Linked DNA regions of Mus musculus: region 2 is linked to region 1. Evidence: chromatin loops called from intact Hi-C (ENCODE). Cell type or tissue: left cerebral cortex. All regions are shown on one strand. Each heading gives the region's core, and the rest is flanking DNA. Links, peaks and the distances in the headings are about the cores only. Region 1 overlaps Ppfia4 (protein tyrosine phosphatase, receptor type, f polypeptide (PTPRF), interacting protein (liprin), alpha 4). Region 2 has its middle 11 kb from the start of Gm32221.

Region 1 (8,334 bases), core at 248-8,247:
TGCGGCACACACCGCTAAAGACACGGCTGCTATCTCCAGCAGGTAGGACTCTTTCCTCACACAAGTTAGAAGCTCCCACCAGATCCTTCAGTGGGCCCAGAGTCTGAGCTAACCCTATGGCCTATGTCCGTGGCCTCTGCTCCTCTGGCCTCTGTATGGATACAGCATATATACAGTCTATAGCTATTGTGTCAGGCGGGCGATGGCATAGTGTGCGCGTGACCTAAGAGAGGCTAGCAGAGCAGCTTCGTGAACACCAGGCACTGTGCCTGAGGCCTCCCACATGAGCAGGGCTAGCCAGCAGCTGGGTACCTGTAGCTCTTCTATGAACTCTCTATGACCCAGGAGTTCTCCAACTCCTGGATCAGCATTTTCTGAGGGAGAGCAGCTGTGAGCCAGGGGTCCTGACTCTGATCTTGGAGTGACCCCGATCTCAGGTGTCTTCTTCTTCCAGCCCTACCTCTCCAGGCCAGCATGGTCCTCCCTGGCCAGGGATGCTCCTCCCTTCCCTCGTTGTGGCTCAGGTGGCTTTACCAATATGCTTATTTTTATATGCCCTTCCCCCCACCACCACACACTAACTCCTCACAATCCCACTCCTCCAGTCCACTGGGCTCCACCCATGCCCACCCTGCCCACTGTGCTCACCCCAGCTTCCTCACCTTCTCCTCCAGGGCAGCCATTCGCTCCTTGAGGTGGAGCTGCAGGCGTTCGTTGGACTCACTAAGCAACCGGTCCACGGTGTCTGACAGCCGCTTGTTGTGGTCTTCATTCATCTTCTCCCGCTGGCGCACCTGCACATCCCACCATCTTGTACTTAGTCTCCACAAGGCTTGTCACCACCCTCTTCCAAAACCATCCATTTCTACCGGGGTTCTGTGCCAACTCACTTGTCCACTCATCTGTCCTCTAGGACAATTCTCTCCAGCTCTTTCAATCCACTCCTCCCTGTCTGCGAGCCTCCTCCTGACCCCATGCGAGCTTTGTCCCTGGCCTAGCCTTTCCTCTGTACACCTCCCCCCTCCACGGACCACCCTGTAAGCCTGCCCTGAGGGGGTGGAGAAGAGGCCAAGATGGCTAACTGGTGCCCTCACCCTTGCCAGCTCCTGGTTCTTCTCTTCCAGCTGCCCTTCCAGCTGCCGCAGATGTTCCTCAATGTTGCCATGACGTTCCTCAGCCTAGGTGCAGGGACAGTCAGCCACCTTGGAGATCTTTGTTCCCTATGCTCAGGCCCCATATGCCACAAACTCTGGTGTCAAGGTGGTCTTGGGGATCGGGGGTCTCGGGATCAGAAACCCAGCTCTCTCCCATCATCTTGGAGCAGAACTGTTACTCCCTTTTCCCCTCTCCTTCTTGCCCAGGGCTAACCTTAAAGTGTATGCCCACTGGACCCACAAGAACTAAAGGGAATAATCCACAGTAAATGTCCAAGTGCGGTAAGCATGCCAGAATGCTAGCCTCCTGGTGGCTATTACCTAAACCACTACTAAACCAGCTAGCCATTCCTGGCCATTATCCAGTCATGGGGACCCTGTTGTATCTGTACCCAGAACATTACATCCCTTACAGTCAGGAAACCCTTTCTTTACATCCTCCTGCTATGACTCACTTGAACACACCAATCACTTGAGCCCATCCCTTCGAGACAGATTTTGCTCAGCATCCCCCCACAACATCCTCTACTGGAACTTAAGTCTCGGGCCTCATTCCAGGTCTGCCAGGACAATAGTGGCTACCCCGGCAACTCCACCATCATAGAAGTAAGGAAACTGAGGTGCAGTTAGGGAGAGGCTCTGTGACCTGACCAATAGACTCTGAGAGAGGAGGAAGTGCACGCACCTAGGATTAACCAGAGATGAATTCTGTCGTTGTGATGGGAGACTGTGTAGAGGTGTGACTTGTGATCACCAGAGCTCTCCCTAAACCCTCAGGTAAAAGCTGTAGTCTCCCCTCCCCCAGCCTGAAACCTGCTTGCTCAGGGGTGGAGCTTCCTGCTCATTCGTTCTGCCACGCCCACTGCTGGAACCTGTGGAGCCACACACGTGCACCTTTCTACTGGACCAGAGATTATTCGGCGGGAATCGGGTCCCCTCCCCCTTCCTTCATAACTAGTGTCGCAACAATAAAATTTGAGCCTTGATTAGAGTAACTGTCTTGGCTACATTCTTTTCTCTCGCCACCTAGCCCCTCTTCTCTTCCAGGTTTCCAAAATGCCTTTCCAGGCTAGAACCCAGGTTGTGGTCTGCTGGCCGGACACAAGAAAAAGCAACCACTGTCACATGAGCACTTGACCCAGAGCCTGATGCTTACAGACTTCCAGTGTGACAGATGGGTCCTCCAAAGACTGAACTCACAGCCCAACTGTGCCTCTGAAGACCAGGGCCATATCTGCTTTGGCCGCTGAGTCTACTGGTGTCTGGCCTGCACGCTGCTCAGGAATTATTACTGCAGTTACCTCTCCGTTAGGTAAATTTATATACATCTTTACTTCATTCTAAAGCTGCAGCCTTCAAGCAACCAGGGATGCTCTCCAGGGCTAGAATGCTTCAGTTGGGTAAAGAAAGATATGCTCAGACTAAAACTCTCCCTGCTCCTGCCTTGATGGTACAGTCCCCCGAATCCCACAGCCTCAAACAAAAAGAAGTATCAGCTGGAATGGCCCAGATGATAATAAAAGTATCCTGTGTCCCTGTAGAGGCTTCTCCTTAAAGGACTCTGCCTTAAGCCTGGAGTGGTGGCGCACGCCTTTAATCCTAGAACTCAGGAAGCAAAGGCAGGTGGATCTCTGAGTTCAAGGCCAGCCTGGTCTACAGAGTGAGTTCCAGGACAGAGAGATGGCTACACAGAGAAACCCTGTCTCAAAAAACCAAAACAAAACAAAACAAAAAGTAGTGAAGGCCAGCATTACCTTCTCAACTGAGAGACTGGAGGACTCAAGGCACTGTGCTGAATGGTGTCTCACTGTGGGGAGCAACTCCCTGGCCCCCAGCCTGCTGTGCCTCCCTGGCACCAAAAGAGCCTAGGACACAGGAGGTGATAGAAGATCTCAGGCCCCCGGCCCACTTGCCTTGGTGAGGGCTGCGATTCTCTGAGACAGCTCAGCCTCCACCTCGGGCAGAGTCTCTGCCTTGCGCATGGTCTGCTGCAACTTCTGCTCTGCTACTTCTAGCAGCTCCTGCAGATGCCGGGCTTTCTCCTCACACTAGCAGTACAAAGAGGAGAACAAGTCAAGATGGCGCGCGGTCCCCATCTCCATCCCAGCCACAGCAGGGAGCAAGCAGGTGACAGGCCAGAAGAGTCTTGGCTCTTTCCTATGGCCACCAAAGAATAGTTTCCACGTGATCATCGAGACCCCTAGAGTCAGGTACAATGTCACCCCGCTCCATCTAGCCGCGTTACCTGGCGGTGCAGGGATTCCTTGTTGGCCAGCTCATTCTCCAGTTTGTCATTGAGGTCATGGATGGATGTGGCTTCTCGCTGAGCAGCCAAGTAGCGCTTCTCCAGTGTGGTGATTCTCTCTTCCATGTCCTCCTTCTGAGCCAGAGCCTGGGCGGAGCAGAGAGTCGGAGAGGAAAGGTCACCAGCCTTTCCCTGCCCTTCTCATGGCTGCCCCTCCCACTAACACCTGACTGCGCATGCCCAGAAAGGCCTGTGCTCTGTGCTCCCCTTATCAGTGTCTGGCCTTGACCCAACCCTCCCATCTCCCCCGTCACAGTGGACCCTGCCAAGGGTTGAGTCTTACCCTCCCTGGCTGGACACCTGTTCATATCCTCCCAAGGGCCAATGCCTGTAGCCAGCAAGACACAGTTGCCTAGAGCAGGCCTGGGCCTCCCTCGCCTACCTCTCGGAGGTCCCGCTGATGCTTGCTGCTCAGCTCCTCTGACTTGATGAGGTCTCGGCGGGCCGTGCCCAGGTCCTCCTCCAGCTCAGTCACGGTGGCACTCAGGGTGACCAGCCGCTCACGGGCCTGGCTCAACTCATAGTTTTGCTTCTCCAAGAGTCCTTGCAGCTCTTCCACGCGGCCAGTGTCATCCTCCAGGGACAGCGAACCATCACCCAAGGAGCCAGAGATGCCCGTACCCCACCCTGCTCCATCCCAGGGAGGCTGGGAGGAAGGAACCCATGCCCACAGCTCATAGCTCTACCCCACATTAGAGCTTAGGATCACTGAGCCTAGTAGCTCACTCCTGATAATGGCCAAATACCCATGGTCTCCTGTGTGTCGTATATCTTTAAAAACAAACAAACAAACAAAAACCATGTTTCTAGTTTTTCCTTCTAGCTCCACCTCTTGTATCCCAGGAAGGGGCAGATAAGGGTCAGAAAGGCTCGGAGACCAGAGGAAGCTTGTCAGATGCTTGCCCACAGGAAGATGTGTGCACAGGCCTATCATGTGCAGTAGCACAAAACTGGAAACCTACAGATTCCCTTGCCAAGGAGCGAGGAGGGGAAAGAGGAGTGGGAAGAGGATAGAACGCCCCAAGCTTAATTAAAGCCATAGCCAGCTGAGCCCAGGCAGGCGGGACCTCCCATTCCTGTCCTGTGGGTTGCAGGCTCCTGACAAACAGTTCCCCATTACCCACTTTCCACAGGCGTTTTGGTCCCAGATCCACAGTCCCTTCCTCTTCTGCTACTCCATCCCGAATTCCTGCACCCTGCTGCAGGGCAGATACCTGTAAGACACAGCCCCAAGACACACACACACACACACACACACACACACAAAATAAATAAAAACCATGAGTCACAGAAGAGTCCTCCTAGAAAAACACCCTTCAGCTACCTGTCCCCAGCCACAGCAGGCGGATATCTAATAAAGAACACAGTGTGATCAAGAGTTACTGGCTGGCTTTCTCAGAGGGACAGTGCAGCTTACCTGCTGGTGAGCTCCTGCCAACTGCTCCTCCAAGGTAGTAACGCGCTCTAGAGCTGCCCGGAGCCGCTCTCGCACCTGCCCAGGATAAGGAGAGATGTGGGGAAGAAAGCCATCCTACAGAACTCGGGGCTGGGGCAGCACAGGCTTGGTCTGCCACATGGGAGAATGTGAAGGGCCTGTGGAGATGCAACAGCCCAGCAGGGAACCTACTAGGATTGGCAACCAGACCAATGGCAGGAGGGGTCCTACAGCTGGAAGACAAGTTCCCTAACAGCAGGTGTAGATAAACCCAGGAAAGAGGACAGGAGACTCAGGGAGGCCTGGATGGGAAAGGGTGAGGCAGGTGGGTACCTTCTCATCCAGGGCCTTGTGGTGCTCAAATAGTGACTTGAGGGCCTTCAGCACCTCCACCTCACTGGAGACACCTGAAGGTGATTGGGCCTGCCGTTTTACCACTGTCATCCGCAATGACCGCTCATGGCGGGACACGAGGCATTCCAGATGTTCCAGAAGCAGCTGGGAGAGAGCATGGGGGGCGGGGGGGAGAGGGCCATGGGCATGCGCCCCAAGGGCTACAAAGCAGGGCCCACAGGATCACCAAGCACGATGTCCATAAACAGCTGCTCCTCCATTAAACAGCCCACCCCAGCGTGGCTACCCTGGCCTCTCCCCCAGAACTTCAACCAACCCCGCTGTGACCCAGGAACCACAAGCAAGAACCCAGTGCTGGGGACTAGGTGTCCTTGTCTGCCCGTAACCCCAGGATGGGAGGCAGAACCTGCTCAGCCAAGCTGCTGCCTGCTCCTGTGGCAGGGTGCGCATGCGCACACGCACAAGACCACCCCTTACTTACCCTTGTGTTATTCCGCTCTGCTTTCAGCTCAGATATCTCTTCCTCCCGCTCCAGAAGCTGCTCCCGACACATGCTTAGCTCCCGAGTTAAAGTGGCAAATTCCTGAAAGCCCCCAGAAACCCTCAGTGCTTAGGATTCACCTCCAACCGGTGCCCTGCATACCCAAATCCATGGGAGGCTTCTCTTATTCACCCTCTTATCGGCCCACCTCCCTCACATCCCAGCCTGGCCCCCTGGCAGTGCAGGAAGCCTACAGCTATCGGGAACTACTGGAGGTGAAGAACATATTAGGATTCCAAGAAACAGGACTGCTTACAGAAACGGGTAAGTCTGCCCTGAAAGGCCTGCCTCTCCAGTCACCAGTGACCAGACTACACTCACCCTCTAGAAGGATGCAATAAAGCTCATGTGTGCCATCACCACACACACACACACACACACACACACACACACACACACACACACACGGGCTTTGCAAGCTGCAGATAGCTAATACAACAAATAGGTTGAAAGACCCACCTACATGAGAGTGGAAGGACACAGCCCTGTGGTGCCCGCCCTGGCTTCTGGGAACCCTATTCAATCAAGCCAAGTCTACAGCTCAGCACTTGATGGCATATACCGACTGTCCCTTCCGAGGGGAAACTCCCCCACACTGCCATGTAGAGGTCTTTCCAAGCCCCGCTCTACTATTAAACAAACTACAAGGGAAGAGTGCTCTCCTTGAAGTTCCAGGCCCACCACATCCCACCAGCCTGATGACACCACACGGTCCCCAGAACCATTCTCAGATGGATGAGTGGCTGCATCCTGTGGCCATGAAGTCTACACAGACTGCAGAGGCTGGGGCCTCGCCCCTCCTCTGTGGCCCCCTGTAAATACCAAGAACTCATAACCACAGGCAGCACTGTAGCTGCAGACCAGGCAAAGGGGATGGAGGAGTTGTGGGGAGTGGCAAGGGACCAGAGAGCCAGACGGGGAGAAAACGAGGACTTGTCACCCTAGTCCTGATTACTCCCTTTCTATCTAGGTCTACAGCCAAAGTGAAGGAGAGTTCAATATTTCATTATCTGGAAGCTGAGGCCTGAGCCTGACACTGCTTTAACCCCCAGCTTGCACACATATACCTATACGGGGACACACACACCCCTAGAGAGAGGACTTGAAGGGGTGCCCACATCTCACAATACTATCTACCCCTAATGGTCTCTAACACTCTCCTCTCCTTTGGCCCCACGCTGGGCAGCTGCCCTGTCTCCCTACCCTGCATGCTGTGCCCTCCCTCTCCAGCTCTAACTCATGTGATAGCCTGCTGCCAGGAGAATCCCCCAACGGGCAAGCCTGTCCATAAAGTTAAGGACTAGTTTTCAGACTTTTCTCTGGTGGCTTTTTTCTGAGTACCCCAAGACCTTGATCACCTTGGTGGCTTACTGTTTCCAAACATCAATTAACCATCTATGGAGCACGCCTTCACAGGGCAAGACATCTCCCCTTACACAGCCTCTGTCACCCTCTGAGGAGCTCACATTCCACTTCCAAAGGCCACCTCCAAAGGGTTCGGCCTCCTCAGGGGCTTTCCAGACTCTGGAATGGAAGGAAGTATTCCTCCCTGAAGAGCATCCGACCCTTGCCAGTCACTGCCTCCCCCCAATGAAGCTTTGACTATAAACTGTTGGGAAGACCAGAAGTCAAATCTCAGCTCTCCCCAGTTAGCTATGTAATCTTGCATATATTACCCAGGGCTTGTGATGGACAAGGTAGCCAGGGTCCACCTGGCCACACCTCCTCTCCACCAGGGTCCATATTCTTTTTTTTTTTTCAAGATTTATTTATTTATTTATTTATTTATTTATTTATTTATTATATGTAAGTACACTGTAGCTGACTTCAGACACTCCAGAAGAGGGAGTCAGATCTCGTTACGGATGGTTGTGAGCCACCATGTGGTTGCTGGGATTTGAACTCCGGACCTTCAGAAGAGCAGTCGAGTCCTCTTACCCACTGAGCCATCTCACCAGCCCCAGGGTCCATATTCTTAAGACATAAACTACCACAAGACTCTAGGCCACTGGACTGAAGCTCACCACTCCAGGCTCAGCCCTGGCTCTCCCTAGATTTGGAGAAGGGACCTGCAGCCGAGGCTTGAATTATTTGACTCCTCTGGGCTGCTTCTCCCCCACTGGCTCAGGGTGGTCCTGCAGAGCACGCAAACCCATTTCTCTCCTAGGAAGAGGTGGAAAAGGCAAGCTGGCCGAGTAGACTCTGTACTCTACGTATAGACAGACAAACTCCAGCCTCCCTGGACTTGGTGACCTGGCAGACCACACCTTCTCGGAGAAGCTGTAGGATAACTTGGGTTCCTATGCAAGTCTCTAGCCTCTAACCACGCATCCCCATCCCCAGAATATCTACTGGTATAAGTATAAAAGGTACTGGTATAAGTGGGTACTCAGATTTCCAGAACCCATGTGTTAAAGAGGAAATAAAGCAGAGAACAGACACTGTCTTGGGGGGTGGGGGAGACACAGCCCTCCTGCTGCTATTTACCACCTGGAGGGCAATATGCCACTGACTGATTCCCCTAAGCGCCCGTTTCACCGCTGAC
Region 2 (8,334 bases), core at 181-8,180, 62 kb before region 1:
ACACCTTTAATCCCAGCATTCAGGAGACAGAGTCATACAGATCTCTGAGCCCAAGGTCTATTTACAGAGCAAGTTCCAGGACAGCCAAGCTTAGGCAGTGAAGGAGTTGGGAAACAGAAAACTACTTTTCTCACACTTTCTCATATAAAAATAGCTTCTATGTCTAGACTTAGCAACCACAAGTGCTGTGCTCAGCGGAACCACATAAGACTTGCTATGTTTTTGTTTTTGCTTTTATTTTTGTTTTTGTTTTAAGTGTACTTGCTATCTATTTCTAAACATCAAAGGGCTAAGGCCATAAAATGGTGATTTGTGGATAATCAAAAGGAATTCTGGTGTAAATGATTAAACTGATAAGGAAATAGTTTATGCAAATAAAAGACTAGGCTTTGGTCTGCAAGAAAGAGCTATCTAGAGGGCTATCTGGAGAGCTATCTCGAGCAGAAGACAGAGCTGTCAGCTTGTATCCATCACTGACTCTGAGCCATTTCTTCTGCCTCTCCTACTCACTCCTTCCTCAGGACTTTCTCCCAAGCCAAGGCTGGTTCTTGGCTCCCAAGTGTGTGAAGGCAGGATAGTTGGCCCAGCCCCTCACAGGCTGCAACACTTGGAAGAGTGGGGCCCACACCTTAATGAGGCAGCATAGTAGAACTGGCTCTGGAAGCATAGATGCTGGTGAGCTGGCCTTGAGGGCATGAGAGTAGGAGAGCTGACCCTGCCTCTTTCCAAGGCAGCACTGGGTGCCCTAACAGGGGCAGTGCTGGAGAACTCACCTTGGTAGTGTAGATAAGGGAGAGCTGGTAGGCTGACCAACGTAGCTACCACCCAAGCTCAGATCCAGAGCTCTGAATTGGCCCACCTCAAAATCTATATAATCTGTGAGTGGCTGGGACATGTGAAAGGGCCAGTCTTGTTGTTCCAAAGTTGCAGGATCTCCATAACACAAGGCAACAACAGGATAACCAGCAGGAGTCCTGGTGAGGATCCAATATTGATGATGTCACAAAAGCCAGAGATGCTGAACCAGACCAAATACAATGAACATTTGCAAGTGAATATGTGTGGACAGAGGAGCATACTGTGGGACACACTCTGACATGCTATAGCATCCATGGGGAGATGTTTTTCTAGACTTTGTTGTTGTTTGTGTATGTTTTATTCTGGGGAGGGGGATGCAAGGGTGAAAGGCAGGTATGAGGTGACAAGGAGATGAGCAGGATTGGGGTGCATGATGTAAAACTTACAAAGAATCAATAAAAATGTTTTTTAATGATAGTTATAATAATCACCCAACAAAATGCTTCATAGTAGTGAAAAAAAGATGAAATATGGGTGCAAATGTGGATTAGCCTTTTAAAAAATAATGTTAAATGAAAGAAGCAGACACAAAACACAGCCAAAATGTAAGCAAAGACAATTGGAACACCTGGTTGAATTATGGTCAAAGAGGAAATAAATGAACTCCTGACCATTACTAGAGCAGTGATTCTCAGCCTGTGGGTCATGACCCCATCGTGGGTCGATTGACCTTTTCACAGAGGTCACATAAGGCCATGGGAAACACAGATACTCACAACCATAACAATAGCAATACTGCAGTTATGAAGTAGCAACAAAAATAATTTATGGTTGGGGGGGTCACCACAACATGAGGAACTGTATTAAAGGGTCACAGTATTATGAAGGTTAAAAATCACTGCATTAGGGTTTCTCCCAGTGAAGGAAGTATTAGGGGTTAAGAGGTTTTTTTTTTTGTTTTTGTTTTTGTTTGTTGTTTTGTTTTTTAACTATTGTTTTTCTCCTATCACAGGATTTTGAGTCTTTGTGGTTCATTGAAATCAGGAGATCCTTAGAGATCACTACTCCATTTGGACTTTCTGATTTAACTGGCTTGGAGTATAACCTGCCATGGTCTTCAGGGCTACTGGTGATTTTTTTATTACTCAGGTAGTGACTTGGGTATTTGCTTTATAATTATTTGTCAAGGCCTAGTGTAATGGTTCACACCTCTGATCCCAGCCTTTGGGAGGCAAAAGAAGATGGATTTCTGTGAATTCAAGGCTAGTTTGGTCTAGATAGAGAAACTGGTTGGGGAAAAAATTGAAGGAAGGACGGATGGACAGGTAGACAGATGGATGCACTGGCAGGCAGACAGACTGACAGAAGGCAGGCAGGCAGGCTGGAGGTACCTGGAGAGGTGGCTCAGTAGTTAAGGCCCTTACTTTTGCTGAGACCCTGGTTTGGCTCCTAACACCAAGAGCAGCCTGGACAACCTAACTCACAACCTTCTGTAGCTCCAGTTCCAGGGGACCCAGCATCCTCTCCTGGCCTCCACGGGCTCCTTCACACATGTAGTACAAACACATATACACAAGCAGTACACACCCATACACACAAAATTAAAGTAAACAGATAATTAAACAAAAACATTTATGGTCTCATACTTTTCTGGATGGTGTTGTACTTCCCCATTAAAATATTTCCAAAATGAAGTGGGAAAAGCTAAATTGATCACTGTACTAGAAGACAGATCTAAATTACCCAGAATACAGCTCAGAGAAGCAAGGAGATAGGATAATGAAAGAAAGATCAAATTGGACTCTAGAAGACTAGAGATAGAGAAAGGGCAGAGGCGAGAGATGGAGAGTAAATGACAAAGTTTCTCAGAACAGAAAGGCAGGTAACTGGTGATGCCATCTGCTAACCTGGGGGAGCGATGTAAATGAAGCACAGTACCTAAAACTTCATAGTGAAATGTCCAGGATGTCTAACATGTTACACATCAAAAAGAGATCATGTTAAAGTGCAGTCACAGAGAAAAGCACACAGTATGCATCACTCAGGTGGAGAGGCGTTTTGGAGGCTGTATCGCTAGGATGACGTCATCACTGTGGGACCTTCACAAAGCACCCAACAGGCATCACTCAGATGGGGATGTGCTCTAGAGGCTGGATCACTAGCATGATGTCATCATTGTGGGACCTTCACAGGCTCCTTGTCTATGAACCAGACAGATATACAGGTCGATCACGTGGCATGGCCTCTTGATGCAAAATTTACTAGAGGATTTAATAGCAGATAAAACACAGGAAAAGAGAAGACTGGCGAACTAGAATATGAATCAATTGAAAATGTGCTGATTAAATTCTGTAGTAAGGGGCCTGGAGAAATAGCTCAGTTGGTAAAGAACCTGCTGCTCAAATGTGAGAACCTGAGTTCAAGGCCTGGGAATCAAAGTTTTCAAAAAAGCCAAAGGGGGGGTGGGGGCACACATTTGTAGTCATTATGCTTTAGAGATGGAGGCAAGCAGGTTCCTGGGGCCCACAAGCTGGCCACCTAGCCTCCTCAGCAAGCTTCAAGCCAATGAGAAATAGTGTCTGAAAAACAAAAGAACGCAAAAAGCTCCCAAGGGACAAAGCCCACACTTGTCCTCAGGCCTCCCCATGCCCTTTCACATGCACACATAGTGCACATGCAACACATAGACACCAAAATCATAAACAGAATTCACAGTGAGACTATGTGAGAGACATGGGAAAAGCCCAGCGCACACACAGGGAACCAGAGTGTAAGAGAAGACGAAATACACACAGGATCTAGAGATACCTAGAGTGTTCCAAAATGAAACCCCAGGCTCAAGAATGTCTGTGACAGTCCCCTGCCCCAGAAATACCTAGGTACCGCATAGTAGGACTAGGAAGAACCCTAATGGAGGGGAATCCTTAAGAACAGAAAGCCAGATATTGTGACTGTCCGGTGACAGAAATAAAATGGCATTTTTAAAGTGTTCAACATGAACATAACGGGGGTTGGAGAACGCAGGGCTGGAGAATGGAGGTCTGGGGAGATGGCTCAGTAAAGACAACTTGCTCTTGCAGAAGACCCAGGTGTGGCTCATAGCTGCTTGTAACCCCAGCTGCAGGGTACCTGCCTCCATGGGCATGCGCAGACACATGGTACGCATACAGGCAAACAGGCAAACACATGTAAAATAAAATAAAATAAGTTAAGATAAATCTTTAAAATGCTGACCACCAGTAGCCATAAACATAGAAGAGAATAAATGGCAAAATAATAATTAATAATAATAATAACCTTAAAAGATACAGTTTAAAAATCTTCAAGCAAGGTAGAGTTTATCACTTACAGACCAACACTTAATGAATACTTGAGAATAAAAGCTAGCCACCTAATTGGAAGCTGGCAGAGCAGGCAAAGACATCCAAGACCAAGAGGAATAAAGTATGAGCACCTCACAAACAGTGCCCCTAAGAAAGTCATGTCTTGGAAGCTGTTACCATGGTGAGCTGGCCACAGGGCCTGTGGGTTTGGTCCTCAGTGAGCCCTCCTCCTTCCTCTTCCCAGAGCCTTGCAGTGCCAGAGCCATTCATTCACAGCCTGTTTATGCCACTGCTCCTGGGGCAGAGAGAAGCAGCTGTCCCGCACAGCTCCCGAAGAGTGCTGGCTTTTAAAGGTCCCTGCCTGCTTCTGCTGCTGCTGGGGAATCTCTGGGCCAGGCTTCCAGCTCCTGACAGTTTCCCACTACCTCAGGCCAAGATTTCCTAAGGTCTGTCTAAAAACAATTATATCTTGTGTGGCTTTATGTATTAAGATACATGATTCATGTATGTACATGTAGCCCTAAGATATGTGATAATGGCATAAGAAGGTGTGCGTAAAGTGGCAAGAGATCTTCATCACCTTGATGAAAAGCATCAAACCCACTGTGGTGAGAATCTGAAATGCACACCCTCCCTGGAGGGGTGGGAGGTTGGGGGAGGAGGTCTATGCTTTGGAGGCTTGTCCTCCAGTAAGTGGCAATGTAGAAAGGGGATAAGAATCTCTGGGGACCAGCTAGTGGGAGGAAGTGCATCTCTCGGGGCAGGCCTGTCAAGGCTGGGGCCTGATCCCTGGATCTGGTCCCTACCCCAGTGAATAACCTGTCTGTCTAGTTGTGTAGGAATATGCTGTGTGATGTGAGGAGCCTCCAGCATGAGCCGTGAACTCCACCAGCCTTCCTTTCTAAGATGGGCCAAGACTCTCCAAGGCCATGAATCAAAGACAAATGTTTCATTTTTAAGTAGGCATTCTACCACAGTGACACAAAGCAATGGACACAGACATTAGCTGAAGGTAAAGTACAGTGAGCCAAAGCTGTGAGCATAGCACAACCAAGAGAATAAAGTAATACAATATTGATAAGCCATATGCAGGAGAGAATAATGAAATACATTGATTAAAAAGAAAACAAGAAAATATTGTACATACATCAGAAATAGAATACATATGTTAACATACATATGCTAATACGATAATTTAACTCCATACCTGTAATTGTTTTGAGTAATAATGAATCAAATACTTAAACAAAGTTCAACTTTTTAAATGCTGTGATATACTTTATAAGTTCAAAGAAAAGAATTAAAAGGATGGGAAAACTATACCACACAAACACTAATCAAAAGAAAGTTGGGAGGTCAGACCCAGTGGTGCACGCCTTTAGTACAAGTTCTTAGGAGGCAAAGGTAGGGGGTATCTCTGTGAGTTCAAGACCAGGCTGATCTAAACAGTAAGATCTAAGCCAGTCAGCACTTCATAGTGAGACCCTGTCAAAGAGAGAGGGATAGGGAGGCAAGCTGTGTACTAATACTAATATCAGACAAAATAAGTCTTAAAACATAATAAAGAGGTGAACAGTAATTTAAAAAGTAAATTCAACAGAAAGATAACAAGACATCTGTTTGTGTGTCAGCAATACAGCTGAAATGCATTTAGTATCCCTCCTCTCCAGTGAGCAGACAGACAACACAACTGTAGGTAGAAATTTTGCCATCACTTTATCAACAGGTGACTTTGCTGATTAATTTTTATGTCAACTTGGAACAGGCCAGAACCATTTGGGAAGAGAAAATGTCCCCACCAGACTGGCCTGTGGGCAAGCCTGTGGTACATTTTCTTGATTGGTGATAGACATGGGCATGCTTAGCTCACTGTGGGTGGGCCTGGTTTGTATAAGAAACAGACTGAGCAAGCCAGCAAGCAGCATGCTTTCATGGGCTCTGCCTTGTGTTTTTGCCCTGACTTCCCTGGATGACGGACAGTAAACTTTTTCAAATATCTATTTTATTATTTTTATTTATATGTGCACATGTGCTTTCATGAACATTACTACAGTGCCCAGAGGGTCAGAGGCCTTGGATACCCTGTGTGGATTCACGGGTGGATGTGAACCACCTGATGTGGATGCTGGGAACCAAACTCAGGTCCTTTGTAAGAGCAAAGTGTACTCCTAACTGCTGAGCCATCCCTCGAGCTCTCCTCCCCCAAATCTCATTTATAAAGTAAAATCACTGTAAAATGAGGCTAGAAAAGAATTCCATTAATTTGATTTTTTAAAGTCTCTCTATAAAAGCAACATCAAATATCTTGCTTGGTAGTAAAATATACAGAGATTTCTCCTTTGAGATCAGGTATAAGTTAGAATGTCTGCTACTGGGGCTGCGACATTACACTAGAGCCAGAAACGGTACAATAAAAAAATACAAAATTAAAATGGATACGCAGTGTAATGAAATGTGGCATGTGCCTTTAATTCCAGCACTTGGGGAGCAGAGGCAGGTAGAGTTTTGTTGAGTTTTAGGCCAGCCTGACCTACACAGTGAGTCCTCGGCCAGCCAGGGTTACATAATGAGACATTGTCTTGAGAGAGAAAGAGAGAGAGAGAGAGAGAGAGAGAGAGAGAGAGAGAGAGAGACTAAGCAGTTAATACTTGCTGTACAATCAGGTTCAGCTAGCAGTACCTCTGTAACTACAGCTTCAAGTGGGCAGAGACAGACTAGCTGGCTTTCAGCCTAGCAGAGACAATGAGAGCCTTGGACTCAGGGAGAGACCCTAACTCAAAGCAAAAGGCAGAGGGTGATAGAGAAGGACACCGATTGCCCTCTTCTGGCCTCCAATCATGCAGAGGCACACAAATGTCCCTGTCACCTGTACAGACACGCTCACTCACATATACACACTAATTAACTAGAAAAAGATTTTTAAATCAAAGGAAAAAAACGGAGTTAAAATGTAAAAGGAAAATCTTGGTATTAACCAATAACATGACTGTTAACATAATTTTTCTAAATAATGTATATGGGAACTATTAAAATTTTCAGGCTCATTTAGCACTCACATAAAATGATTATTAAAAACCTATATTTTACCTCTATGTACAAGCAATAAACCCGCCATGAATGTGGGCAGCATTATCCTGTGAACCTGGGTCCCAACCTAAATGAAAAGGACCTGGGCATTCAGCTCTCTCTGCTTCCTGACTAGATGTAATGGGACCTCATCCTCCTCCGCCATGACAGACCTTCAAACTGTGAGCCAAAATCACCCTTCCTTCCCTAAGTCTCCTTTGCCAGGAATTTTGTCATAGCTCTGAGAAAAGCAGGTAGTCCACCATGGTATAATATTCTGCCTTGCTACAAGCACCCAAACAATGGAGCGCAAAGCCATGAAACCCCGAGTGTGTTGGTTAGTTGTTTTTGTCAACCCGAGACCCACAAATAGAGTCACCTTGAGAGAGAACCTTAATGGAAGGATTGCCTCTGTGAGATAACCTGGAGGCAAGTCTGTGGGGCATTTCCTTGATTGGTGATTGATGTGAGAGGGCACAGTCTATTATGGGTGGTACTACCCTTGGGCAGGTAGTCCTAGGTGATATAAGAAAGCAGGCTGAGCAAGCCATGAGGAGCAAGCCAGGAAGCAGCCTTCCTCTGTGCTGTTTGCTGTCTCTGTTACAGGTTGAGTCCAGGGCCTGACTTCCCTCAGTGCTGAGCTAACACAGGGATAGGTAAGCCAATAAACACTTTCCTTCCAGTGTTGCCTTTGGTCATGGTGCTTGATCACAGCTACAGAAAGTGAACTAGGACAGGGAGCCAAAACAATGCTTTCCTTTTTTAAGTTCCGTTATCGTAGATATTCCGTACAGTGACAGAAAATTCAGTCCAATAAAAATAAACAAAATATCTTAAAATGGGTTTCGCAGAAAAATCTCCATGACCCATAAGCATCCAAACAAAAGCTTGGCTAGAAAATATTCAGACACTAGACAAGAAATTACCCTACTCCCTTTGGGGAATTAACAATAGCAAAAATGTAAGTCTAAGGACAGGAATGACGGAACGTGCTTTTAATCCCAGTACTCTAAAGGCAGAGGCAGATGGATGTCTCTGTGAGTTTAAAACCAGCCTTGTGTACATATAAAGTTCCAAGGTAGCCAGGGTTAAATAGAGAGACCCTGTCTCAAAGAAGCAACAAGAAATCAGAATATATATAAGTCTG

The links. Hi-C counts contacts between places; a loop is a spot of excess contacts. Peaks named below come from ENCODE experiments on the same cell type or tissue, not always from the same donor. Only the 100,000 strongest peaks of a DNase experiment are listed, where the experiment ranks them.
Region 2: it touches region 1 in a loop (2.3-fold over the local background); 4 of 42 quality-filtered maps call a loop at or near these places.

Annotation. Positions count from the first base shown.
Region 1 is chr1:134,323,417-134,331,750 of GRCm38, forward strand. Ppfia4 (protein tyrosine phosphatase, receptor type, f polypeptide (PTPRF), interacting protein (liprin), alpha 4) reads right to left here. Exons shown (of 29, transcript NM_001374777.1): 3 at 5,730-5,831; 4 at 5,228-5,392; 5 at 4,877-4,951; 6 at 4,584-4,673; 7 at 3,842-4,033; 8 at 3,400-3,546; 9 at 3,068-3,202; 10 at 1,095-1,178; 11 at 663-794. Among named protein-coding and RNA genes, the nearest start is that of Ppfia4, 17 kb to the right of the region's middle. In left cerebral cortex, for the core only: no CTCF peak of the experiment used is centred there; no DNase peak of the experiment used is centred there.
Region 2 is chr1:134,261,608-134,269,941 of GRCm38, forward strand. No RefSeq gene overlaps it. Among named protein-coding and RNA genes, the nearest start is that of Gm32221, 11 kb to the right of the region's middle. In left cerebral cortex, for the core only: no CTCF peak of the experiment used is centred there; a DNase peak (open chromatin) is centred at 4,363.